5 separate regions of the Mus musculus genome follow, and regions 1, 2, 3 and 4 are each linked to region 5. Evidence: chromatin loops called from intact Hi-C (ENCODE). Cell type or tissue: heart. All regions are shown on one strand. Region 1 overlaps Gabpb2 (GA repeat binding protein, beta 2). Region 2 has its middle 10 kb from the start of Sema6c. Region 3 holds the start of Tnfaip8l2 (tumor necrosis factor, alpha-induced protein 8-like 2). Region 4 has its middle 10 kb from the start of Psmd4. Region 5 overlaps Prune1 (prune exopolyphosphatase).

The links. A loop is a pair of places that touch in the nucleus more often than their neighbours do. Peaks named below come from ENCODE experiments on the same cell type or tissue, not always from the same donor. Only the 100,000 strongest peaks of a DNase experiment are listed, where the experiment ranks them.
Region 1: a loop joins it to region 5, with 2.4 times the contacts of the local background. A loop is called at or near these places in 3 of 42 quality-filtered maps.
Region 2: it touches region 5 in a loop (2.6-fold over the local background); 21 of 42 quality-filtered maps call a loop at or near these places.
Region 3: it touches region 5 in a loop (8-fold over the local background); 23 of 42 quality-filtered maps call a loop at or near these places.
Region 4: a loop joins it to region 5, with 2.6 times the contacts of the local background. A loop is called at or near these places in 3 of 42 quality-filtered maps.

What each region holds. Positions count from the first base shown.
Region 1 is chr3:95,190,154-95,195,153 of GRCm38, forward strand. It overlaps Gabpb2 (GA repeat binding protein, beta 2), which reads right to left. Exons shown (of 10, transcript NM_029885.1): 8 at 400-585. Among named protein-coding and RNA genes, the nearest start is that of Gm16740, 25 kb to the right of the region's middle. In heart, no CTCF peak of the experiment used is centred here; no DNase peak of the experiment used is centred here.
Region 2 is chr3:95,151,793-95,156,792 of GRCm38, forward strand. No RefSeq gene overlaps it. Among named protein-coding and RNA genes, the nearest start is that of Sema6c, 10 kb to the right of the region's middle. In heart, CTCF peaks have their summits at 2,283 (motif pointing left) and 3,669 (motif pointing right); no DNase peak of the experiment used is centred here.
Region 3 is chr3:95,140,723-95,145,722 of GRCm38, forward strand. Tnfaip8l2 (tumor necrosis factor, alpha-induced protein 8-like 2) reads right to left here and starts at 1,632. Exons shown (of 2, transcript NM_027206.3): 1 at 1,593-1,632. It also overlaps the pseudogene Gm9169. In heart, a CTCF peak has its summit at 2,088 (motif pointing right); DNase peaks (open chromatin) are centred at 949, 1,659 and 2,089; H3K27me3 peaks cover 335 bases.
Region 4 is chr3:95,050,231-95,055,230 of GRCm38, forward strand. No RefSeq gene overlaps it. Among named protein-coding and RNA genes, the nearest start is that of Psmd4, 10 kb to the left of the region's middle. In heart, CTCF peaks have their summits at 2,972 and 3,677; no DNase peak of the experiment used is centred here; H3K4me3 peaks cover 638 bases; H3K27ac peaks cover 758 bases.
Region 5 is chr3:95,261,338-95,266,337 of GRCm38, forward strand. Prune1 (prune exopolyphosphatase) reads right to left here. Exons shown (of 8, transcript NM_173347.2): 3 at 4,081-4,283; 4 at 2,255-2,439; 5 at 874-1,032. Among named protein-coding and RNA genes, the nearest start is that of Bnipl, 13 kb to the left of the region's middle. In heart, a CTCF peak has its summit at 2,307 (motif pointing left); a DNase peak (open chromatin) is centred at 2,294; H3K27ac peaks cover 528 bases.

The DNA.
Region 1 (5,000 bases), 71 kb before region 5:
AGACGCTCTTTTACTCTGCAGCCCTGGTTGGCCCTGAACTCACTATGTAGATCAGGCTAGCTTAGAGCTTGCAGCCATACTTCTCCCTCTGCCTCCCTGGTTCTGAGTACCTGACTGCCCAGTGTCTACTGTGTCTTCTGATCTGGTTTTTGAGATGTCTGTCTGTGTAGCCCCAGGTGGTCCACCCTTCTCTGTGCTGATCCCACAGGCATGCACACACGTGGCTCCTAGGGAAGCTAACGTAGTCTGGGAGCCTGCTGACTGCCCCTTCTCAGAGCTCCTCTGTTCTCTCCTCTCCGGGCTTTCCCCCACTCCTGCAATCGGTCTTAATGCCTCATTTCAGGGAACTATGGTAGATCTAAAATCTCTCTAAGCAATTGTCTACCGGGTATAACTCACCTTGCTGTCCATCTTGCATAGTTACAATAAATGGCTGGCCAATGCCTCCAGCAGGGAGTGATGTTTGGATGTTACCCAGAGGGACTCCATCAGTCACGATGGTGATGACCCTCTGGCCTCCACTCCCCACCACTTGCTGGGTCGAGGAGTCAAGAGAATTTCCTTCTTCCATTTCTTCTAAATGAGCTAAGAATTCAAAAACGTCAAGCTTATTAAAAAAAAAAAAAAAAAAAGCTGGGCATGGTGGCGCCCACCTTTAATCCCAGCATTTGGGAGGAAGAGGCAGGCGGATTTCTGAGTTCAAGGTCAGCCTGGTCTACAAAGTGAGTTCCAGGACAGCCAGAGCTACACAGAGAAACCCTGTCTCGAAAAACAAAAACAAAAACAAAAACAAAAAATTGGTTGAGTTTTTAAGGTAGAGCCTAACTGTGCCCAGGCCACCTTAGCAACCCCACCCCCCCAAGTGCTAGGATTATAGAACTAAGTCAGGGGAAAGAGCATAGGGAAGTCATAGAACAGTATTTTTTTAAACATGTCCTAAGATGTTACTAGTGCTCAATAAAGATAGGTTCTAGGGCTCCCAATGTGGCAGCATACCCTGTAATCCTAACTCCCAGAGGCTGAGGTAGGAGAATCACCATGAGTTCTAGGCTAGCCTGGGCTATGTAGTGAGATTCTGGTCCAAGAAACAAACTCTCAAATAAAAAAAAGAGAGAGAGATTCTATGCATAAATAGATTTTTAAATGTTAGTTCAAATACACTTGAACTTGCCAGGTATAACTATAATCCTCTTATTTAGAAGACAAAGGCAGGGGATCTCAAATTCCAAGTTACATATCAGGTTTGAGGTCAGCCTAGGCTACACAAGACCTTGTCTCAAAGAAAATTAAGCTATACATATACTTTTTAGGAGCAGTGGAGACAGGGTCCCATGTAGTCCAGGTTGGCCTCAAAGTCACTACAGAGTTAAGGACTATCCTCCTGCCTCCATCTCCCAAGTGCTGGAATTACAGATGTGAGCCACCAGACCTGATTTACATGGTCCTGGTGAAGAAGCTCAAGACCTTGTGGAAGCTAGGTACACACTCATGTGAGCTACGTCCTAGATTGTGTCTGTGTCAGATTTCTTGTTTGGGGCCAGCATCATCAGCTTTAACAGGGTAATGAGCATGGGATTGTCCTATAGCATGATAGGCTGTACTTCCCCAAGAACTTAGAATCCTTTTTTAGGTAATACCTTCAAAGTCTAAATAAATCTATAAAACTTGAAAAAAACCTAAGTGTAGATAATTTAAGAATGTGGGACATTTAATAGTGAACTAATAAAACATTATAGCAAATAATCAAAGGGTTAAAGTTTAACAGAGAGGCTACATGGAAGGTGGCTTTGCCCCCCTGAGACACAATCATAGACCAGAGTGTTCACTGAGTCCCAGGTACATTCCTGAGAGTTTTATAGATGTGAGTGCACAGTGGACATTGGTTGGTCAACAACCCATACATAGGCCATGCACTGCTAGGGCAAGCAATGTCTGCCTCTCCTGACCGCTTCTATAACAGGAGTCACAGTGGGAAAGTCACAGAGAACTTTGAGTAAGTGGTACTGGTCCATCCATAGGAGACACAGCAAGGACACTCAATGAAAACAAGCGACTTGCACCTCACGTGTGTGGTGGTGTGCACCTAGAGCTGTACGTGAGAGGTAAAGGCAAGGGAATCAGGAGTTGAGAGTTATGAGACCCTAATTCAGAAACAGCAAAACAATCAAACGATCCCATTGTTGAATGTTATGGTGGAAATCTAGAACCACCTCCACACCAGATGAGGACACTAACAACCTGGAGAACAGAAATGATTTACCCCAAACCAGGGGGCAAACCAAAATAGTAAGGCTAAGCTTACCACAGTATTTCTTTCTCTCTCTCTCTCTCTCTCTCTCTCTCTCTCTCTCTCTCTCCCTCCCTCCCTCCCTCCCTCCCCCCCCCTCTTTTTTTTTTTTTTTTTTCTGAGACAGGGTTTCTCTGTGTAGCCCTGGCTGTCCTGGAACTCACTCTGTAGACCAGGCTGGCCTCGAACTCAGAGATCCGCCTGCCTCTGCCTCCTGAGTGCTGAACTTCTTTCCCTTTGTTTCTTCTTTGACTACAGCTACTACCAACCTGCAAACAACCTCCCTAACAACCAACACCCAGCAACCCACCTCGCAGAGCCCTAGCATTTATACCCCTGAGAAGAGCATGAGGCATCAACCATGGTCAGCTGCTTTGCGCAGCCCTAAGCAGCCCCACTCCACACCTAGGATTAAGTGAAAGCACAATCTTGTAGTATTCCCCCCCCAACCCCCATGTTTTTAAAGAAACCAAAATTCCAGAATTCTTAAAACTGTCACTACAACCTTTAGAATTAGTACTGGTAAGAAAAATGGCTAGCGGGGCTGGAGAGACTGCTCAGTGACTAAGAGCCCTGGCTGCTCTTAGAAAGGACTGGTTGGGTTCAGTTCTCACTACCCACATGGTGGCTGCTCATAACCGCTGTTCACTCCAGTTGCAAAGGATCTGCACCTCTTCTGGCCTCCTTGGCCACACATAGGTCGTAGGCACACAGACAGACAGACAAACACTCATGTGTATGAAACTTAAGAAAAATGACTGGTGGTGAGGGAGGATTCTCATCTCCCAAATGTCAATGCAAGAACGACATCAGTATAAGGCAAATTTTGGTTTCTTTAAAAACCCAGTTATGTTCTGTGGAGGCGTTTGTTTTAACCCCAGTTTTACGTCCTGTGGATGTGTGTTTGTTTTAACCCCAGGAGTTGGGTAAGAGGTTGCTTCACAGATGATTATGATTTGTCTCGTGCACTAGCCGTGGTGTAATTTTTGCCAGCTGCAGATAGTTTAACTCTGGGGACTGGATAATGAGAGAACTCGGAGAAGGTCTATGGCAGTGGCTGCTTCCAGTCCCCATGGCTGTGGTTTGATGACAAAGAGCTGGAGATACCCTTACGATGAAGACTGGACTTGCCCCCAAGGATCCCAATGATTCCTAACCTCAGGAAGTAGTCAAAAGAGATCTATGTCCCCTTTTCCCTCTAACTTCTTTCTCTCCTACCTAGTGTTGGGAATTGGAAGGGATTAGGATGTGATAAGGGTTGGAAGGGAGGCAGTTGTATAAAAACACAGTTATATAGTAAAAAAAAAAAAAAAAAAAAAAAAAAAAAGCCAATATATCACAACAGTTGGCTATCATTAATGAAAGAGCAGGCAACCAGACCCTTCCAGGGTTTGTAGGAGAGTACCTCCTCCAATTATCTGCCCCTAGCTATATGAATTCCTAAGATTTTTTTCTTCACAAACTGTAACTTCTTCACTGCTATGTAACTTGATACTTAATTTTCATTTCTTTTTTTACTTTATGACTGTGTAGTGCACCCAGAGGCCATAATGATGTGTGGGAGTTGGTTCTCTATCTGCCATGTGAGTTCCTAGGTTGCTGGGCCTGGTGGGAGCACTCACCTGCTGAGCCATATCGCTGGCCCCTGAAAGCTTACTGTTGTAGTTATCAGAAGGGCGTTCTGCAACACATATGCCCAACTCCACTGGAAACGCCAGAACTATGTTCCCAGCCAAACTTAAGCACACATGGTGTAACCATGAAAGGTGGGAGGAACCAGATTGTGGATTTCAATATTTTACTTTTTCTTTTTTTTTCCTTTCTTCTTCTTTCCTCTCTCCTTTTCTCTCTTCCTTTCTCCTTTTCTTCTTTCTTTCTTTCCCTTTCTTTTCTTTTCTTTTCTTTTTTTTTTTGGATATGGGTTTCTCTGTGTAACCAGAGCTGTTCTGGAACACTTTCTGTATGTAGATCAGGCTGTCCTTAAACTCATCGAGATCTGACTGCCTCTGCCTCCCAATTACTGGGATTTAAAATATGTGCCACCATGCTTGGCACAGTTCTTTGATATTTTATATGTAATTTAAAAGTGCTGGAGAATAAAAAACAAAAGAAATCGTAATTCACTTAGCAGATGGGCCACCAAGCTGAGGCTCTGAGAGAGCTGGAGAGGGGGCTGACACCAAGTGAGGGCTGCAAGTGTGGCCAGTCCTGGGGTGATGGGATCTGACTGTGATGCCGAGGCATGGGGTCACCGAATCCATTAGAAAGGGAAAATGAGGACCAGTGGGAAGGAGATAAATCCTCCCTCAGCCTCGCCCCATCCTTACTGTGTTCCCTAATCCAAATGGACTTCAGCCAACTGTGTGGTTAAAATTCTTTTAAGGCTGAGATGGCTCAGCAGTAAAGGTGCTTGCTGCCAAGCTTGATCCCCAGAAGCCACATGGTGGGAGGAGGAAGCCACTCCTGCGACCTGTCTTCTGACTCCACGTGTGCTTCAGCATGTTCCACTCCCTCCACAAAGTAAATGTTCCATTGACAACAGTAGATTAATTCAATGTGCTTGGCACAGTCGACTACATTTCCCTTACTTATTTGTTTTCTTCCATTGCTAGTGCCTAGCAGAACGTGATGTCACCCACTCCCGAGGCCTCTGTGCAGCCCTCCTTGGCAGCAGGCTTACAGAGCATGGCTCCTCACAAACTGAGCATGGTGA
Region 2 (5,000 bases), 110 kb before region 5:
AACTCAGTTTACCTGGCAAGCAGTTTACTAAGCTGACTTTACCAACAGCACTTATATCCTTTGCATATTGAACTTAGTCTTTCAGGAAGCATTCACTGAGCAGGATAAAGCATGGCGGTCTATGGGTTCATAGTTTACTAGTTAATAAAGCCACACACAGCCAGCACTCAGGAGGTAGAGGCTGATGGGTTTCTGAGTTTGAGGCCAGCCTAGTTTACAGAATGAGTTTCAGGACAGCCAGGACTACAGGGAAAACTTGTCCTAAAGAAACAAACAAAAAAAGAACTGGTGGTGATGATGATATCACATGCTACAATAGGGGAGGTGTGGGTCTGGGGAGACAGCTTGGTGGGTAAAGTGCCTGGTGCTCAGACGTGGAGATTTGAATGAATTTGGATCCCCAGCTCCCACCAGAAGTCACCTGTCTTGGTGGAATGTGTGTTGTGTATTCAGAGAATCTCAGGGGCTCATTGGCCAGCAAGTCTAGCAAAAAAGTTGAATCCCAGCTTCAGTAGAAGACCCAGTCTCAAAAAGTAAGGAAGAAAGCACCACAGGAGGACACCTAGCCTTGCTCTGGCCTCCATACTTGCTGGCACACACACAAGCAGGGAGGTGTGCAGCACTGGAGACTGTAACACAGAAGATAGCCCAAGGATAGGAACTTCAGCCTGGTGTAGTAGCACACACCTGTAATCCCAGAATTCACTGGGAAGGCAGAGGCAGGAGGATCACTGAAGTGTGAGGCCAGCTGGTCTACACAGAGTTCCAGGCAACCAGGGCTACTCAGAAACAAGAAATCTAAGACTTTTATCTGAACCCTAAAATATGAGTAGGAATTCATGGGGCAGGAAAGAGGTACAGACTGGAGGTTGAAGAAAGTTCCAGACAGAGGAAACAGAGTGTGAAGACAGCGTGGAGGAGGAGGCAGCATGAGGAAGACCCTAAGGTGCATACTGGAGGAAGCTAAAATACCAACATAGCTAAGCCATGCAATGGTGGTGGTGTGTGACAAAACTTTTCCTGGGGACACAGAATACACATCTATTCACCCCAAAGTCCAACTTGGTGGACCAATGAGTTTTACTAGGGTTATTTACAGGAATATGGGTGAGGAGTTACTTACAGGAGCAGAAATGACTCAAAGACAACAGCATCTCCAAGCCCACTCCAGCATGGATAACAGCTCACAAAAGCTGAGAGCCTGGAGCACACTGCAGGTGGCTCGGCAGGTTGGAGACTGTTGTTCTGGGTGCCTTAGCTGGGCTAAACCTCTGCCTGCTCAGAGCTCTTTGCAGCTAGGCTTCCTTTTGTTTGAGAACCATCCTTTCATTGCTCTCTAGGGCAGCAAGACTGACAAGTGAATCTGGTCAATTTCAGGGAGTTCCTGAAGCTTCTTTGAGTTGTGTGCTTAAGGAGCTTCATACCAGATGGGATGTTTCAATCCTCAGAGGAAACAGTTACACAGCAGATGGCAAGGCAGGAGGACTGTGATCAAGGCCAAGCTGGACCACAAAGAGACCTGTCTCAAAGAGTCAAAAACAAAGATAAAAGACAGAGCCGGGCAATGGTGGCACACGCCTTTAATCCCAGCACTTGGGAGGCAGAGGCAGGCAGATTTCTGAGTTCGAGGCCAGCCTGGTCTACAGAGTGAGTTCCAGGACAGCCACAGCTATACAGAGAAACCCTGTCTTGAAAAACCATTAAAAAAAAAAAAAAAAAAAAAGACAGGCTAGAGGGCTGGAGAGATGGCTTAGCTATTAAGAGCACTGGCTGCTTGCTCTTCCATAGGTCCTGAGTTCAATTCCCAGCAATCACATGGTGGCTCACAACCATCTGTAATGGGATCTAATGCCATCTTCTGGTGTGTGTGTGCGCACACACACACACACACACACACACACACACACACACACAGAGAGAGAGAGAGAGAGAGAGAGAGAGAGAGAAGGAAAGATATCAGTGTAGAAATGAAAAGCCAGGTATTGTGGTGTATGCTTTTAATCTCAGCACTTGGGGGACAGAAGCAGGCAAATCTCTCTGAGTTCAAGACTAGCCTGGTCTACATAGTGAACTCTAGCACAGTCAGGGGTATATAGTGAGACCTGTCTTAACAAAACAACAACCAAACAGATGAGCAAATAAAAATAAAAAGAAAGTATTAAAAATAAAGGAAAGAATGGGCTGTCTTTCACTGGCTGCTTTTGTCGAAAAGTTTGGTTCAGTCCCCATCATCCACACCCCACCCATCTATATCTTCAGTTTCATGGGATCCAGCGCCCCCTTCTGACCTCCACAGACATTGCATGCATCTACTACACATGGACGCATGCAGGCAAAACATACAATATATATATGGCTCAGATGGTGGCATTAGTCTATAATCCAGTACTTTACAGGTGGTAACAGGAAGATCACAAGTTCTGGGCCAGAGTCTCTCTTACAGTAATGATTATCAGTGTTAGACTTGGCACTGCACACGTATAACCCCAGCACTCAGAAGGCTGAGACAGGAAGATTGCTGAGGCTTGAGGCTAGCCTCGTCTACATAGAGAGCAGCAGGCCACTCAAGGCTACAGAGCAAGGACCTCTGTCAGTACCCCACCAGCAACATCGTAATTACAGTGACTAAAACAATTGTCAAAGGATGGATGCTGTACGATGGCCCCTGGAGTCCTGGCCGACCTGGTGAACGAGGCAGGAAGATTGTTTGAACAGCCTAGAAATTTGTCGTCACCTTGGGCAGCAACTTGAGACTCAGTCTCAATTAAATAAAAGAAGATGGCCGGGCGTGGTGAGTCTCAATTAAATAAAAGAAGATGGCCGGGCGTGGTGGTGCACACCTTTAATTCCAGCACTCGGGAGGCAGGGGCAGGTGGATTTCTGAGTTTGAGGCTAGCCTGGTCTACAAAGTGATTTCCAGGACAGCCAGGGCTACACAGAGAAACCCTGTCTCGAAAAACCAAAATAAATAAATAAATAAATAAATAAATAAAAGAAGATAGATTTGAAGATGTAGAATTATGTTTCTAAGTAGAAAGAAAAAGTACAAATTTATTCAATGAATGTATTAACAATTAAACCCTACTAGCCTGGCACGGTAGGTGGAGGCAGAAGGGCTGGGGGGGGGGGGTGTCCAAGGTCATCAGTGGGAGAGGGGAGGGGTATGTGAGGCTCCATTTCAAGTGAAAATAAATGTGTGTCTGAGAAGATGGCCTAGCCACACGATCCTGACAATCTAAGCTTCCCAAGGCTCCGGTAAAAAGCAGGATGCAGAGCCACTCAACCTGGAGTTCACACTCCCAAGGCAGCTGAGGGTTGGAGACAGGAGAACCCTTGTAAGCTTATAAGCCAGCCTGGGCCTCACAGCACAGCAGCAGAAACAAGAGAGACCTTGCCTCAGGATGGTGGAGGGAGAGAACCGACTTGTAGACATTGTCTTCTTACCTTCACATGGACCCTACAGGCAGATCTCTCTGAGATTGAAGCCAGCCTGGTCCACATAGTGAATTCTAGGACAGCCAAAGCTACACAGAAAAACCCCCGTTTCTTTTCTTTTTTCTTTCTTTTTTTTTTTAGATTTATTTATTTATTATTATTATTTTTTTTAAAGATTTATTTATTTATTATATGTAAGTACACTGTAGCTGTCCTCAGATACTCCAGAAGAGGGCATCAGATCTCATTACAGATGGTTGTGAGCCACCATGTGGTTGCTGGGATTTTTGAACTCGGGACCTTCGGAAGAGCAGTTGGTGCTCTTAACCACTGCACCATCTCACCAGCCCTTTTATTTATTTTTTTTATTTTGTTTTTTTTGAGACAGAGTTTCTCTGTATAGCCCTGGTTGTCCTGGAACTCACTTTGTAGACCAGGCTGGCCTCTAACTCAGAAATCTGCCTGCCTCTGCCTCCCAAGTGCTGGGATTAAAGGCATGCACCACCATCGCCCGGCAAAACCCCCGTTTCAAAATAAAAGTATGCATTTTATTTTATGTGGATGAATGTTTTATCTTCAATGTATGTGCAACTCTTTGCATGCCCAGTACCCACAGATGTCAGAGGAAGGCAGCTCCTCTGGAACTAGAATTACAGATGTTATGAGCTGCTGGAAATGGAATTCCAGTCCAGTCCTCTGCAAGAGCAACCAGTGCTCTTAGCCACCAACCAACTCTCTCATCCCAGTGTTTCCTCACTGCCTGGTTGCATGCTCTCTCTCTCTCTCTCTCTCTCTCTCTCTCTCTCTCTCTCTCTCATTCTTTCTTTCTCTTAGATTTATTTACTCATAGCAATGCTCTGTCTGCATGTCTGTCTGAAAGTTAGTACCCATTACAGATGGTTGTGAATAACCGTGTGGGTGCTGGGAATTGAACCCAGGACCTCTGGAAGAGCAGTCAGTGCTCTTAATCACAGCCATCTCACCAGCCTCACTGTCTTCTTTCCTAACATCAAGAAAGAACAAGACACCTTGACAAGTCATTCCCTTACTAAAGAACTTAAAACAGAGTTCACTGCTTCCAAATAGTTTGACCCAGACCAGCTTGGTGCTCCAGGCCTTCTGGAGCCAGGTTCCCCTTTCCTTTCCCCTACTCAGAACCAGTGTCTTTTGCACACACGAGCCTCATGGGACCTTTTGCTGTTCACGATTCAGGCGTCATGCTTACCACGTAAAAGCTTTTATTTAAACATTGTCCTCTTTTAGGAACATTTTCTCCTATCTTCAGGCATACTCCCATCAAAATTCCCTGACCCTCAAGATAAACTATCTGTAGCAGGCTAGAAATAAAAGTCACTGTTAGAATGTTTACTTAGCATATCATCAAGGTCTTGGGTTTCTTTTTTCAGCACTGAAAAAAAAAAGAGTAATTAAAATGTATCCATTATCTTCTCTTGGAAACACCAAGACTGCACAAGCTGGCCTTGAACCCCTCCTCTGGCCCCCACCTACAGAACCCAAATTCCAAATAGTTTTGTCATAATTAGCTTTTGGGGTGTTTCTTTTGA
Region 3 (5,000 bases), 120 kb before region 5:
AAACAAGACATTTGTGTCTCCAAAACAGCCGCGAGGAGCAGGGAGAGCCTGGCTGGAGGAGTGTGGGCATGGCTGGAGTCAGGGCAGTGGGCTATGCGGCGGCCGACCGACAGGGAATTTGCACAGCGCCCCTCTGTTTCCAGGCTTGAGATCCAAAGCTCATGTCAGTGGGGGTACCATAAAGTCTTAAAAGAAGTGAGAGATATAGGGTCTCCAGAATCTTAAATAGAACACTTGGCTTTTTTTTTTTTAAAGAACCTACTGTGTGCCAAGTGTTTGATATTAACTGTCTTGGTTTACCAACTTCATATGGGTGACAAGCCCTGTTTTACAGAGAGAAATCTCAGACTGAAGGACTCTTTTTTGTTGTTTTTGTTTTTTCAAGACAAAAGTTTCTCTGTATAACCCTGGCTGTCCTAGAACTCGCTCTGTAGACCAGGGTGGCCTTGAACTGAGATCTGCCTGCCTCTGCCTCCTAAGTGATGGGATTAAAGGCATGTGCCACCACCTCTGGGCAAAGCTAAGAGATCTTAAGCAACTTGGCCTAGTAAGTATGAAAACAGGCTTCAAGGAGTGGGACAACACTCTCAGACAACAGATGCTCACAGTCACCTATAACTTTAGCTCCAGGGAGACCCAACACCTCTGGCCTCTACTCACACATATACATAATAAATAACAGACACAAATTATGAGAAAAAATAGGCTACAAGTCAAATAACCCCTCCACATTCGCCCTCCAACAAGGAGGGCGCTCTTTTGAAGGGTGGCTGCGGCAGCAGGTAGTGGTCTCAGGCTGGCTAGGCTGAGCAGAGCGAGGCCTTCTTGGTGGTATATCCTGTGCCTACGGACAGGGTCTTCTCACCATGGGCCTTGACTGTGCTTCTTCTGGTTGTTTTGCTTCTTACTTCCCCCTCCCCGGCTCTGCAGGATGTGGCTGTGACCGCAATGAAGGAGCAACCTCACCCTCTCCCTCAAATGAAAATAGGAGTCCTCTCAGAGGGAGGACAGCCAGGGGGCTCTCTCCGGCAGCCGAATCACTCCAATGGGAACCTGCCATCTTGATTTGTTTCTGCCTTGCCCTGTGGATCTTTCACACTGGAGATGATTTTTCTATAGGGGCCCGCTTTCCTTCCCTACCTGCCCTCCTCTTACCCAGCTCTCTATTGCTCCCTTTGCCATCTCCAACTAGGTCCCCAGTCCTCCCAGGGTAGCTATGTCACTCGCTCTTTTTGTCCCAGCCTCTACGTGACCCTCATGAATCTCTAGCCTAGCAAAGGTTTCTTTCACTTTGCGTCACTGTACTTCCATGTCCGAAGATACTGTAGATCTCTAAATCTCTAGTCGTTACCCCATGTGCATCTCTGTCCCTCAGCTCTAGACTCAGCCACCATCCCAAGCCAGGTCTCACTCTCAGACAGCCTTGCCCCATCCACTAAATACACTAAAATGGTTCTGGGGAGAGAGGGGGAGACCCAAGAATTCTACAAGCGAGAGTTTCACAAGACAGAAAGAAAGGTGAAGGTGAAAGGGTCAGGATATCCTGTCAGTGTCACCCCGAAACCCACCCTCTGTCATTGCCAGACTCTCACCTGCCGTGTGCTGGGTGCCAGTCTGGCCTTGGATGTTTCTGAGAGCTCACAGAATGGAGAAGCTCCTAAGAGGCCCTTTGGTCTAGCCCCACCCCAGGCCCCGCCTATCTACTCTCCACCTCCGGTTCATCATCACTGTCACCAAGAAGTCCAGTGTCCCAAGAGCCACCTAGAAATAAGACAAAGGTCAAAAGGAATGGAATTCTGTAGGAAGCACCAACTCTGAAGTGGCAAGGACGGATTTACACACCTCCACCTAATAAAAGGTCTGCTTCTTTCTTGCTGCCTAATATTTTTGTGGTACTGAAAACCGTGCAGAGTCCAGATTTTAATGTGAGAGACAGTGAGGGAAGTACTGAAAGATCATCGAGTGGTGTAGTAGAACAGCATTATACAAGCATCTTCAGGCCCTAGAAGGTAAGATTGGCACAGACTGCCCCAGCCAGAGCAGGCAGGAGGTAGGTGCCAAGGTTAGGGCTGCTGAGCCATGCGTGACCAGCAGGTGTCAGCATCGAGCCAAAACGCTGGAGTACAGAGCTTAATAGCTTTAAAGGGCCTGATAAATGAGGGTAGACTCCAATGAGGCAAAACTACACCTTTAATCCCAGCATTCTGGAGGCAGAGACAATCCAATCTTTGAGTTCAAGGCCAGCCTGGTCTACAGAGTGAGCTCCAGGCCAGCCAGGGCTGCATAGTAAAATTCTTGTCTTGGAAAAACCACCCACAACTCCAGCTCCAGGAATTCCAGTGTTCTCTTCTGGCCTCCAGAGTCACCTGAATAAATCAGTACATGAACATACACTTGGGCACACACAGACACACAAATCTTTAAAGGAGTGAATTATATAGCTTTCTTCAGCACAGATTGAGAACCCAAAAAAAGGCCTTAGGATTCAGGGATTTAAAAACTGATTTGGGGGCTTCCAGAGACTGGAGTCAGCGACTCCATGGCTCAGTGACTCACTGATCTTCCAGATGTTCTGACTTTTATTCCCAGCACCTATATCTGGTGGTTCATAACCACTAGTTAGTTCCAGTGGATCTAATACCTTCTGGTCTCCTTGGATACCTACACACATGTAGAATACACATACATACAAACAATAAAAGTCTTTAAAAACATATTTAGTGTGTGCATGTGTGTAGACCAGAGAACAATTTATTTATTTATTTATTTCTCTCTCTCTTTCTTTCTTTCTTTCTTTCGGTTTTTTGAGACAGGGTTTCTCTGTATAGCCCTGACTGTCCTACTGTCCTGGAACTCACTCTGTAGACTAGGCTGGCCTCAAACTCAGAAATCTGCCTGCCTCTGCCTCCCAAGGGCTGGGATTAAAGGTGTGTGCCACCACGCCGGGCTTCAGAGAACAATTTCTGATGTCATCTTCAGGAACCTGGTCTGGTTCACTTTCTTTGAGGCATAGTTTCACTGGCCTGTCTCAGAGTTTCTATTGCCATGATGAACCACCATTCTTGGGGAGGAAAGGGTTTATTTTGCTTACACTTCCGTATTATAATCCATCATTGAAGGAAGTCAGGGCAGGAATTGGTGCAAAGGTCATAGAAGACAATGTTTATCACATTACTTTCTCAGCTTCTTTTCATATGGCACCCAGGACCACCAGCCCACGTGCCCACAGTGATCTGGTCCCTCCCATATTAGCCATCAACCAAAATAAAATAAAGCACCGCACCTGTATGTGGGGGTGCACACTTTTAGACCCAGCATTGGGGAGGTAGAGGAAGGCAGGTCTCTGTGAATTCAAGGTCAGTTTTAGTACTTAGTAAGTAATGAGCCATTGAGAGAACCTATCTCCTGGAACTCGCTCTGTAGACCAAGCTAGCCTCTGCCTCCTGAGTGCTAGGATTAAAGGTGTGTGCCATCATCTTCCTGCTAAACTTTTTTTCTTAAAAGTCCATGGAAATGAGAACTCGGAGGGGGCTCTGCGTTCTGGAGTGGCACTGCTTGGTCCGGTGGCTGGGTGAGGGCTGCTGGTGTCACGTTTGAGGAGAACTGCGAGTGTGTTTGGCATATCCCCGTCGGGATCCCAGCTACGATGAGTGCTGCCCGGGAGTCTCACCCACATGGGGTGATACGTTTAGCCTCCCCTGACGATGATCTTGGATCTAGCAATTGGGAGGCAGCAGACTTAGGCAATGAAGAAAGAAAACAAAAGTTCTTGAGACTTATGGGTGCAGGAAAGAAAGAACACACTGGTCGTCTTGTTATAGGAGATCACAAATCAACATCTCACTTCTGAACAGGGGAAGAAGACAAGAAAATTAATGAAGAGCTGGAGTCTCAGTACCAGCAGAGCATCGACAGCAAACTGACGGTATCGGCGGCACTGCGGACTCGGCTTCAGTGAGGTAGAAGATCATTATGGAGAAGATGATGTGGCTAGAGATGACGATGAAGACGACTCCCCTGATGCTGAGAGTCCAGATGACTCGGACAGTGACTCTGAGTCTGAGAAGGAGGAGTCTGCAGAAGAGCTTCATGCTGCTGAGCATCCTGACGACACAGAAGACCCGAAGAGCAAAAAAGATGCGAAGAGCAATTATAAGATGATGTTTGTCAAGTCCAGTGGCTCCTAACTACCAAACACCTAGTCTTTGTATTAAAAGTAAACCTTATTGTTATAATGCACAGTGGAGGACTGCTTATAGAGCACAGACCTCTGTATTATAATTTTTTTAAAAAGGCCCTTTTAAATAACTACAAAGAGTGTTTGCTTTCAAATGCCGTGGGTTACATTTCTCCAGGCATGACTATAACCATTTTTGTAAAGAGTCCGAGTTGTATAAAATGAGAAATAAATGCTGTACTCAGCTTCCCTTCATATTAGCATCATCTGCCCTCTCCCCGCCGTTTGCCTCTGTAGGTGCATTATGGGGGACACTTGTTTGTTTGTGGCAGCTCCTTCATCTTCATCTTTTGGTTTGTTCCTACTTTGCTCTTACATAATTCATCTGATACTGTGACGTGTTTCCTTGGTTATACTTTGTTAAAGTAGACCTGTCCATCATGGAGTTGGCTGCCACCAGCCCTGCTGCAGACCATCACTGACAGTCCATGCTTGTTTAGTCTTTGCTCGTGGACCAGAGCAAGCACAGGACACTTATGTGTGGACGTGCCCTGTCACATCATTCAAAGGTTGCAAACCCAAAATGTCTTTATATAAGTTGATTTTACTGTATGGTAAAGTTTTTGATAAAATTTGGCCAGTTTTTACAGAAGAAATTATTTCTCTGCTCATTTAGTCCTGTGTATTTAGAAATATGTAAAACTGGATTTTTTAAAAGGTACTATGTGACCAAAGTTCATTTTTTCCTCCTAAGGTCTAAATAAAGAGAAAGCAGTTTCCACCTCCCCCCAAAAAAAAGAGAGAACTCAGCACTTACCCTATA
Region 4 (5,000 bases), 210 kb before region 5:
TTCCCCAATGCTGGGATTGAAGGTGTGTACCAGCACACCTGGCTTTTCTGATGCTGTTTTGGAAGGGATGAAGGATGTAAAATTGGGCTGGCAAAATAGTTTAGCAGGTAAAAGTATATGCTGTCAAGCCCAACGACCTAAGTAAATTCAATCCCTGGGACCCACAAGGTAAAAGGATAAAATGACTCTCCTAAGCTGTGTCCCGACATCCACTCAAGTGCTACACACACAGACACAGACACAGACACAGACACAGACACACACACACACACACACACACACACACACACACACAGACACAGACACACACAGACACACAGACACAGACCACACACAGACACACACACACACACACACACACAGACACAGACACACACACACAGACACAGACACACACACACACAGACACACACACACACACACACACAGACACACACACACACACACACACAGAGTCTCTGAGGTCAGGCAACCCATGACAGGGTTGGGGGTCTCTTCAAGTCCATGAAGCTATGAAAGTGAAGCCTGAGCTACAGTGGAGACTTCAGAATCTTGGAGGTGCCAAGACCATGGGTCATCTATTAAGGAATGTGACAGCACAGGCAAAGCTGCCACAAAACAAGGCTTTGTGAAAGTTAAGAGTGGTGGTGCTGTCTTTAATCCCAGCACTTGTGAGGCAGAGGCAGGTGGGTTTCTGAGTTCGAGGCCAGCCTGGTCTACAGAGTTAGCTCCAGGACAGCCAGGGCTACACAGAGAAACCCTGTCTCAAAAAAACAAAAAAACAAAACAAAACAAAACAAAAAAGTGTGTGTGTGGGGGGGGGGGGGCTGGAGAGATGGTATGGTGGTTTGAATGAGAATTACCCCCCCCCCGCCCCCTTTCTCATAGATTTGAATACTCAGTCATCAGGGAGTGGTGCTATCTGAAAAGATTAGTGTGGCCTTTAAGGTTTTCAAAAACCCAAGCCCAGTGGCTCTCTCTCCCTGCTGCCTGTGGGTTCAAACACTGAACTCTCAGATACCTCTCCAGTGCCATGATGGAGTACCTGCATGCCGCTCTGCTCCCCAGCACAATGACAATGGACTAAACCTCTGATGCTGTAAGCCAGACCCAATTAGAGTCTTTCTAACAGTTGCAAAGTTATGTGGTCTCCTCCCAGCAACAGTACACTGGCTAAGACAGATGGTTAGGGGTGGGTACTGCTGCCTCAGAGGACCTGAGCTCAGTTTCAAGCACCCACATCAGCACTCACAAGCTGCTGTAGTTCCAGATCGAGGGAGATCGGATGCTTCTGGCCTCTGTGGGCACGTGTGCTCATGTGCACACACCCACAGATCACACACACACACACACACACACACACACACACACACACACACATAATTTAAAATAATAAAAATACATACTTTTTAAAGAAGAAAAACCGTCCTGGCTAGTTTGATGTCAACTCTACACAAGCTAGTGTCAGCAGAGAGGAGGGAGCCTTAATTAAGAAAACGCCTCCATAATAATCAGACTGGGAGCAAGCCTGTGGGATGCTTTCTTATCTAGGGAGTGCTGGGCCAGCTCTGGTGGTCCTGGTTTTTTTTTTTTTTTTTCGAGACATGGTTTCTCTATGTAGCCCTGGCTGTCCTGGAACTCACTTTGTAGACCAGGCTGGTCTCGAACTCAGAAATCCGCCTGCCTCTGCCTCCCGAGTGCTGGGATTAAAGGCGTGTGCCACCACGCCCGGTGGTCCTTGGTTCTAAAAGGCTGAGCAAGCCATGTGCAGCGAGCCAGGAAGCAGCTCTCCTCCATGGTCTCTGCCCTGCCTCTATGTTGCTGCCTCTTTTGAATCTCTCTCCTGATGTCCTTTGATGATAAACAGTGACGTGTAAGTGTGAGTGAAATAAACCCTGTCCTCCCTAGCTTGCTTTTGCCCGTGGTGTTTCATCACAGTAACCATAACTATGATACATCTTGTAAAACGAACAAAACTATTAGATCCTACAACCCTAGCACCTGTGAAGCTAAGGAAAATGTGCTGTGCTGTGCTGTTCAGTCAAAGCCAGCCTGGGCTATAGACTCAGTGATGGAGTGCGGACCAACCCAGCAAGCTTGGTATCCAGCACCCACAATGAGCTTGAGTAGAAGAAGTTCACAACTTCCTGCAGCTCCAGATTCAGGGGATCTGGCATCTCTGACCTGGGCGAACAGCCAACTCACATTCACAGCCCTACCAAACATTGGAACATACACATAATTAAAAATAGAAATTTTGGGGCTGGTGAGATGGCTCAGTGGTTAAGAGCACTGATTACTGTTCCAGAGGTCCTGAGTTCAATTCCCAGCAACCACATGGTAGCTCACAACATCTGTAATGGAAACCGATGCCCTCTTCTGGTGTGTCTGAAGACAGCTACAGTGTACTTATATATAATAAATAAATCTTTAATCCCAGCACTCGGGAGGCAGAGGCAGGCGGATCTCTGAGTTCAAGGCCAGCCTGGTCTACAAAGTGAGTTCCAGGGCAGCCAGGGCTATACAGAGAAACCCTGTCTCGAAAAACAAAAAAAAAAAAAAAAAAATGTATAATTTTTGTTAAAGATTCTGACTGCAAATCAAAAGAGGGCACCAGATCTCATTGAAGATGGTTGTGAGTCACCACATGGTTGCTGGGATTTGAGCTCAGGACCTCTCAAAGAGCAGTGAGTGCTGTCAACCTCTGAGCCATCTCTCCAGCTCATATAAATCTTTAAGAGAGAGAAAAACAGGCTGGGTGTGGTAGCACATGTCTTTAATTCTGGCACTCAAGAAGCAGAAACAGATATCTGTAACTTCATAGACATTTGAGGCCAGCCTGGTCTACATACCTAGTTCTAGGGCATCCCAGTATGGATAATGCTTAAAAACAAACAGAACCAGACCCAAGATTTGTTTTGCAGCAATATATTGACTAGAGCTATAAGCACTACCCACCACTCACCACTAGAGGGACCCTATAATCAGAGGTTCAGCAGAAATATCATCATACCTAGACTACATCCAATACACTAGTGGATATGGTTTTTCCTTTATCCATCTCAAAGGCAAACTTGGAGTTAAAGCCAGAAAGAGATGGAGAAAGACACTAGAAAACGGAAAGGCATCCCATGCTCACGGAGTGGTAAACTTTTAGCATGGTGAAAATGACCATTCTACCTAAAGCTATTACAGATTCAGTGCAATTCCAATCAAACTCCCCACCTCATTCTTCACAGAAATGGGGGGAAAAAACTACCCTAAAATGTATATGGAATAAAAAAAAAAAAAGAAGAAACAAAAAAATGTATATGGAACCACAAGAAATCCTGGATAGCCAAAACAATCTGGAGCAAAAAGAACAATCCTGGAGGGATTGCCATTTCAGACCTTAAGATATATTACAAAGCTATAGGAAAACAAAACCAAGCCAAAAAATCATGGTATCAGCACAAATAGAGACTTGGAGACCAACGGAACAAAACTGAAGACCCAAACATGAGTACATATAGCTTCAGCCACTTAATATTTGACAAAGGCAGCAAGACATATGCTTGCGGGGGGGTGGGGGAAGCATCTTCAACAAGTGGTGAAGGGAAAACTGGCCAACATCCACAGGCATCCTATGGGTGGGTAACCTCTTCTGACCACAGGGTCCCTCTAGTGGTGAGTGGCAGGTAGTATTTACAGCTCTATTCAATTCAAACCACCTTGTGGTTCAAAGACCTAAATGTGGACAGTGAAACACTGAAACTACTGGGAGGAAACACAGCACCCTGCACGGTCTAGGTGTAGGGAAAGGCTTTCTGAATAGAACTCCTTATGTACAGTAATTAAGATCAACAACTGACAAGTGGGACCTCAAACTACAAAGCTCTGCATAGCTAATTAAACAATCAGTGATGAGGAATCCCACAGAACTGAAGAGAATCTTTGTCAGGTATACATTTAATACATTTAATAGACGAATAATGCATAGAATATACAAAAATTCAAAAAGCCAAGAGTGAAAATAATAAATGACCCTGGAACCTGAATGGAGTTCTCAAAAGGAAAAAAAAAAAAAAAAAAAAAAAAAGCAAAGCAAATAAGTTTGAGACTTCATTCTAATCAGAATGGCAAAGACCAACAAGACAATAAACGACAACAGACAACAAATGCTGGAGGGGGTGTGGGGAAAGGGGAACTCATTCACTTTTAGTGGAATTGAAAACTGGTGCAGCCACTATGGAAATCATAGGGAAAATTCTCAAAAAGATAAAAATAAATGCACCATATGCCCCAGCTGTATCACCCCTTGGCACACGCCCAAAGGCCTCGCTGACATCCTACGTCATAGATCCTTGCTGAGACCTGCTCGTGGCTGCTCTACCCACCAGAGCTGGGGAATGGAAGCAATGTAAATACCCTGCAGCAGATGAATGGCTGACCAGAGTATTGGGCGCACGCTGTGGAATGCTGCTCTGTTGGGAGCACAGAGCTCCAGGGAAAACCAGGAATGTTAAGCACATGGGACTGTTTTCTTTCTTTGAGACAAGGTTTCTCTGTTATTCTCTGATTGTCCTGGATCTTGCTCTGTAGACTAGCCTGGCCTCAAAAGCAGAGATCTACCTGCACCTGCCTCCTGAGTGCTGGGATTAAAATCAGGTGCCACCACACCCAGCTCCCGAGTTGTTTTTTCAGTGGAAAAGAAGTAAAATCTCTTTCTGCCCATCAGGCTGGAAAGAGATGACTAACACCCCCGTGATCTGTGTTAGCTCTCGGCCAAGCCATATCAAGCTCCTACAAACAGGACTGGAGGTAGCTAGTAATCTAAACGACCTCTACACTATCTGTACAACTGAGACCAGGCCACATCCTTCCTTAGGCCCTCCTAAACCAGCACAGGCAGCCTATCTCCAGACCTTATCTTCTTGGAAGAAAAGCCACACACCCTGAGTTGCCTTTGAGTAATTATGCCCTGGGGCCTGGGTTACATCAGGGAACTTTTTTCCCAATTG
Region 5 (5,000 bases):
GGTACCAAGTTCAAATCCCAGCAACCACATGGTGGCTCATAACCACCCATAATGAGATCTGACACCCTCTTCTGGTGTGTCTGAAGACAGTTACAGTGTACCTATTTATAATAATAAATAAATCTCTAAAAAAACACACACACAAACACAGAAATATAAGAATATGTTCACTTTAGCTGGACGGCGGTGGTGCACACCTTTAGTCCCAGCACATGGGAGGCAGAGGCAGGCGGATTTCTGAGTTCGAGGCCAGCCTGGTCTACAAAGTGAGTTCCAGGACACCCAGGGCTATACAGAGAAACCCTGTCTCAAAAAACCAAAAAAAGAAATTGTTCACTTTAACCCCAGGTGTGGGGAGATGGGGTGCTTCCAACTGTCCACAGTAGCTCTTTATGATTTGCATCACCCTCTAGCAGAGGCTTGGTTTTGCCAGCTGCAGATAGTCTTTGTAATTGTGTGACATTTGCAACTCAAGACACTTTTCAGAAGGTATATAAATGCTAGGGCCCCAAGAGGTGGTGTGCATGGTTATTGGTAATTTAGGGAGGTTGGTTTGTTCTACTAGTAGTCCTGCTCAAAGAAACAGAAAGAAAGAAATTAGATACAAGGATATCTCTGTCTGTCTGTCCCCACCCTCATCCTTTTTTCTCTCCTATCTAGTGAAAAGGGTTGAAACTAGGGGGAGAAAGGGTAGGAAAAAGAACCCCCAAAGGAGCAAAGACCGGCTATAATCCTCTCGCAGGCTCAGGATGGAATGACATAACATGACTCATCTGTTCGTGAGCAGACATGTATGTTACTCATTACCATTTCTATGCTCTGAAATCAAAGCTTGCCCACTGACTCTCTCATGGAAAATATGACACATCATACCTGAGACGTCAAACTTGGCCTTCTGCAGGGAATCAAATATGTCCTTTCTTTTGGGCAGATCTGGGAAAAGGGCTTCCAGTTCTTCCACATATTTGCTGTCCTTTGGGGTTGCCTTCCCAATGTTGGTATCCATGTTGACACAGTCCAGGATGATGGTTCCTATAAGGGATAAGGCAGAGCAGGAGTCCTGTGTGTGAGTGAACCCTCCACTCACAATCTTTAGCACATATATAACTCCAAATCCAATGAACACAATTCAGAGGATACAACCCAGGCAACCCCACTGAAGTCAAAATAATACACTTGGATTGACCATGTCCTAAGAGAAAACTCCCAAAGTACAATGCAGTTAGGGACATGGACAGACAGACAGAAGCCTGGGTGTGGAGCTGTACAGATTGCTCAGCAGTTGAGAGCACTGGCTGCTCTTCCAGAGGGCCTGGGTTTGAGTCAAATAACCAATATGGCAGTTTATAACTCTCATCTCAAGAGATCTGAAGCCCTCTTCTGGCCTCCTCAGGTACCCAGCATACACACGGTACACAGACATATATACACAGACAAAATACCCATACACATAAAATTAAAAAATAAAAAAAGTAAAACAAGGAGACTGGGCATCCTGAGTCTTGTAGATTCCAGAAGGAATCTAGCTCTTCAGCAAACCAAATTCCATTACACTATCTTTTTAAATTTTTTTTTTACAATTTTCTTTATTCTTTGAAAATTTCATATTCTTTCCCCTACCCCAGCTCCCTCTCCATTCCCTACCCACCCAACTGCGTGTAGCCCTGGTTATCCTGGAACTGTCTTTGTAGATCACGCTGGCCTCGAACTCAGAGATCTGCCTGCCTCTGCCTCCCAAATGCTGTGATTAAAGGCGTGCGTCACCACTGCCCGGCAGCTGTCAATTTCAAAAAGTTTGTTGGCTATGGATGAAGCTTTGTGCTTCTCTTCTGTCTGGATTTGGTCTTCCATCACAGTATCTTAATATTGGAAGAGTGTGCCTAGTCTAATCTAAATGAGATCAGCACTACACACCCCGTGGAAAAATATAAAAGGGAAGGTTAAGAGGCCTGCTGGAGATATAACAACCATTTCCTGGTGGAACTGCTATCAGAGATGTTTCCTGTTTCTTCAGTGAGTCCTCTTTCCTTTAAACATTGCTGCAAACGGGAACCACCAAGACCCGTGCCCTCTGCTTCCCCTGTACTAACTCCAACCCAGGCAGTGAAACAATGACCAGCTGCTGCAGGAACCCTGGCCCTCTGGGGTGAGTAAACTTCAAGAGTCACCGCCACCAGTGAGGCTGGAGTCTAGACTTTCACCGCCCCCATTCCGGGATAAGGGCAAAGGTCACAACCCAAACCTGATTCCTTACCATGCAGTAGGGCTGCAGTTTGTCTGTCCAAGGTCTCTGGTGCCCCCTGCAGGATTCTCTCTGTCACCAGGGTGGCACAGGACCCCACCAGCTCAACTGAAACGTGACAGGGAGGACAGTATTTCTGCTCAATTGGTCGGTGGTCCAGCACCTCTGCTACGGCCTCCTCCAGAGCTGCATCGCTTCTGGGGAGGGTGGTGGTTAACAGAAAACAGAAAGAGAAGCAGGTAAGAGCTCTCCAGCTGCCCAAATGGATCTCCAACTCCCCACCAAGAGGAAAAGTATGCATGTCCCATGTGAGTACACAGAAGTCACCTCACCCCACCGTCCCCTCTCCACTCTCTGACGTGGAATCAGAAGCAGCTTTTAAACAGCACACAAGTGAACTCTGTGACGTTTCTGCTGTAAATACCTACACGGTCACTGTCCTTTAGGGTCACCTTTCCAACTGAACTCTATACCTGACCTTGCTCTCTTGACAATGAAACATCACGAAAGTCACCATGTCTTCCTTTCCAGCCCTGTGCTACGGCCTTCTAGGCCCATCAGTATCCCCTACCTGAACTGTTTCAATTAAGGGCTCATCTAAGCCGTCCCTCAAAAGATTCCTGGATGATCACTTGAAAAACAAACAAAATGAAAATCAAAAACAACAACAACAAAAAACTTTATTCTGTTAGGACCTGGAATAACTATAATTAAGTTTTCTACTACCCCAAAATACAGTCCAATCTCCTTAGAGAGGCCTACAAGGACTCCATGATCTGTACCCTGCCTACCTTAGTCCCATCAACTCACATCTTACCTTTCCCACATAATTCATGCCCAGCTGTGCAAAACAAGTCCCAGTTCCCTACTCAGTGTGCGATTTCATGCCTGCCTGGCTTCACCTCTGCTAACTCCTCTCTCTGCCTGAAGGCTCCTCTCAGACACCTGCCCACCTCGGACAAACACAAAGCTCTCTTTTAAGACTGGGCTGCCCTCAGTAGAGTCCTTTTGCCCTCAGTTTCCCTCCAGCACAATGAGCTAGGCCCATGTATGGCCCATCGAGTCCCACTGTCCTCTAGAGTGACAGTTAATGGCGTGCCTCTGGCACCCACTACAGTGCTCTCTTTATTACCTCCCTCTTCCTGACTGAAAGATGCATGAAAACTGTCGCCTCTATCCACTTCAGGAAAATGTTTTAATCAGTAAATTCATGGATGCATGAATGCCCCCAGGCAACTATCATTTCTTGGTATAACCACAGTGTGCTCAAGGGAAAAATATCCATTTTTAAGACTAGCAGGAGCCAGACATACTTAGACAAGAATCACACTCATGTTGCTTTTTGGCAGCCTTCTCTAGTCCTAAATTGGAAGTGGATTTATTATGGATGTACACATTTGTTGAACAGACATGCCTGGGATATTTATAGTCTACTAGAACATATTATCCCTGTATCTTAAAGCAGCAAAAGTTCTGACATTAAAGGCAAATTTAAGTTATTTTGAACATTTTGAATAATTATTTAACTATATATTTTTGTTTCTTTATATCATAAACATCACATAACTAGAGAAGTGATACTATTTTTTTTTATTGGATATGACCCATCAATTATAGTTAGCCTCCGAGGCAGGTGGATTTCTGACTTCAGGGCTAGACTGGAATACATAGTGATTTAGAGGCCAGCCAAGGCTGCATAGTGAGGCCCTATCTCACACGAGAAGCAAGCAAACAAACAAACGAGAAAAAATGACAACAAATGAGCCTTTGAGACTCTAGTGGACGGCTCTCCTTCCTCCTTTCTCCCCGTGCAGGCCGAGTGTCCTTCACTGACTTACTTGGGTAAAATATGGTGGTCAACAAGGATGAGGGTGAGCTGGCCAGCCTGGTGCAGGGCTAGGAGGTCAATCTCGTCCCGGAAGATCAGGGCTGGCTCTGGAATCTTAACCTCCTGGAGAAAGAAGACATTGTCCCCGCGCAGAGGAAGCTCAGAACGCTTTATATTTAAAACTGGTATAAAGATGTCTTCAGCTTCAGACGTCTGGTTACAGAATTGAAAAGAAGACATAATAAGGCTTAGGAAAATGCAAGAAAAAGTAACCCCCACCCTAACTCTGACCCTGAGGTTGGGTTCTGAGTTCTCTCCCTAATACACAAATGCAAAACAGAAGGCCAAAGAAGACATGACCTTGGGTAAGTTACCACTTCTCAAGGCCACAATTATCAAGCCTATGAAAATAAAAGGATGGGGCTGGAGAGATGGCTCAGTGGTTAAGAGCACTGACTACTCTTCCAGAGGTCCCTAGTTCAAATCCCAGCAACCACATGGTGGCTTACAACCATCTGTAATGAGATCTGATGTCCTCTTCTGGGGTGTCTGAAGACAGCTACAGTGTACTTACATATAATAGATAAATATATTTTAAAAAAAAAAAAGAAAAGAAAGGGATGGTTTGTTTTTTTTTTTAAATACTGGATAAGCAAGCCGAGCGAGTGCCTTGACCATGGAAGCACACATTCTACAACTGAGCTGCACCCTAATGTTCTGAGAGAATGGTCCTTGCCCTCCATCTTAGCAATGACATGGAAGTCAACAAGCTATTTTAAGGAAAAGACCTAGGTAGACTTCAAGCTACAGGAAATAGGATCCAGGTTCCATTTCCAGCATCCACATGGTAGGGTAGCTCACAGCCATTTATAACTCTGGTCCCAGGGAATCTGATGCCCTCTTCTGGATTCTGAGGGCACCTGGCACACA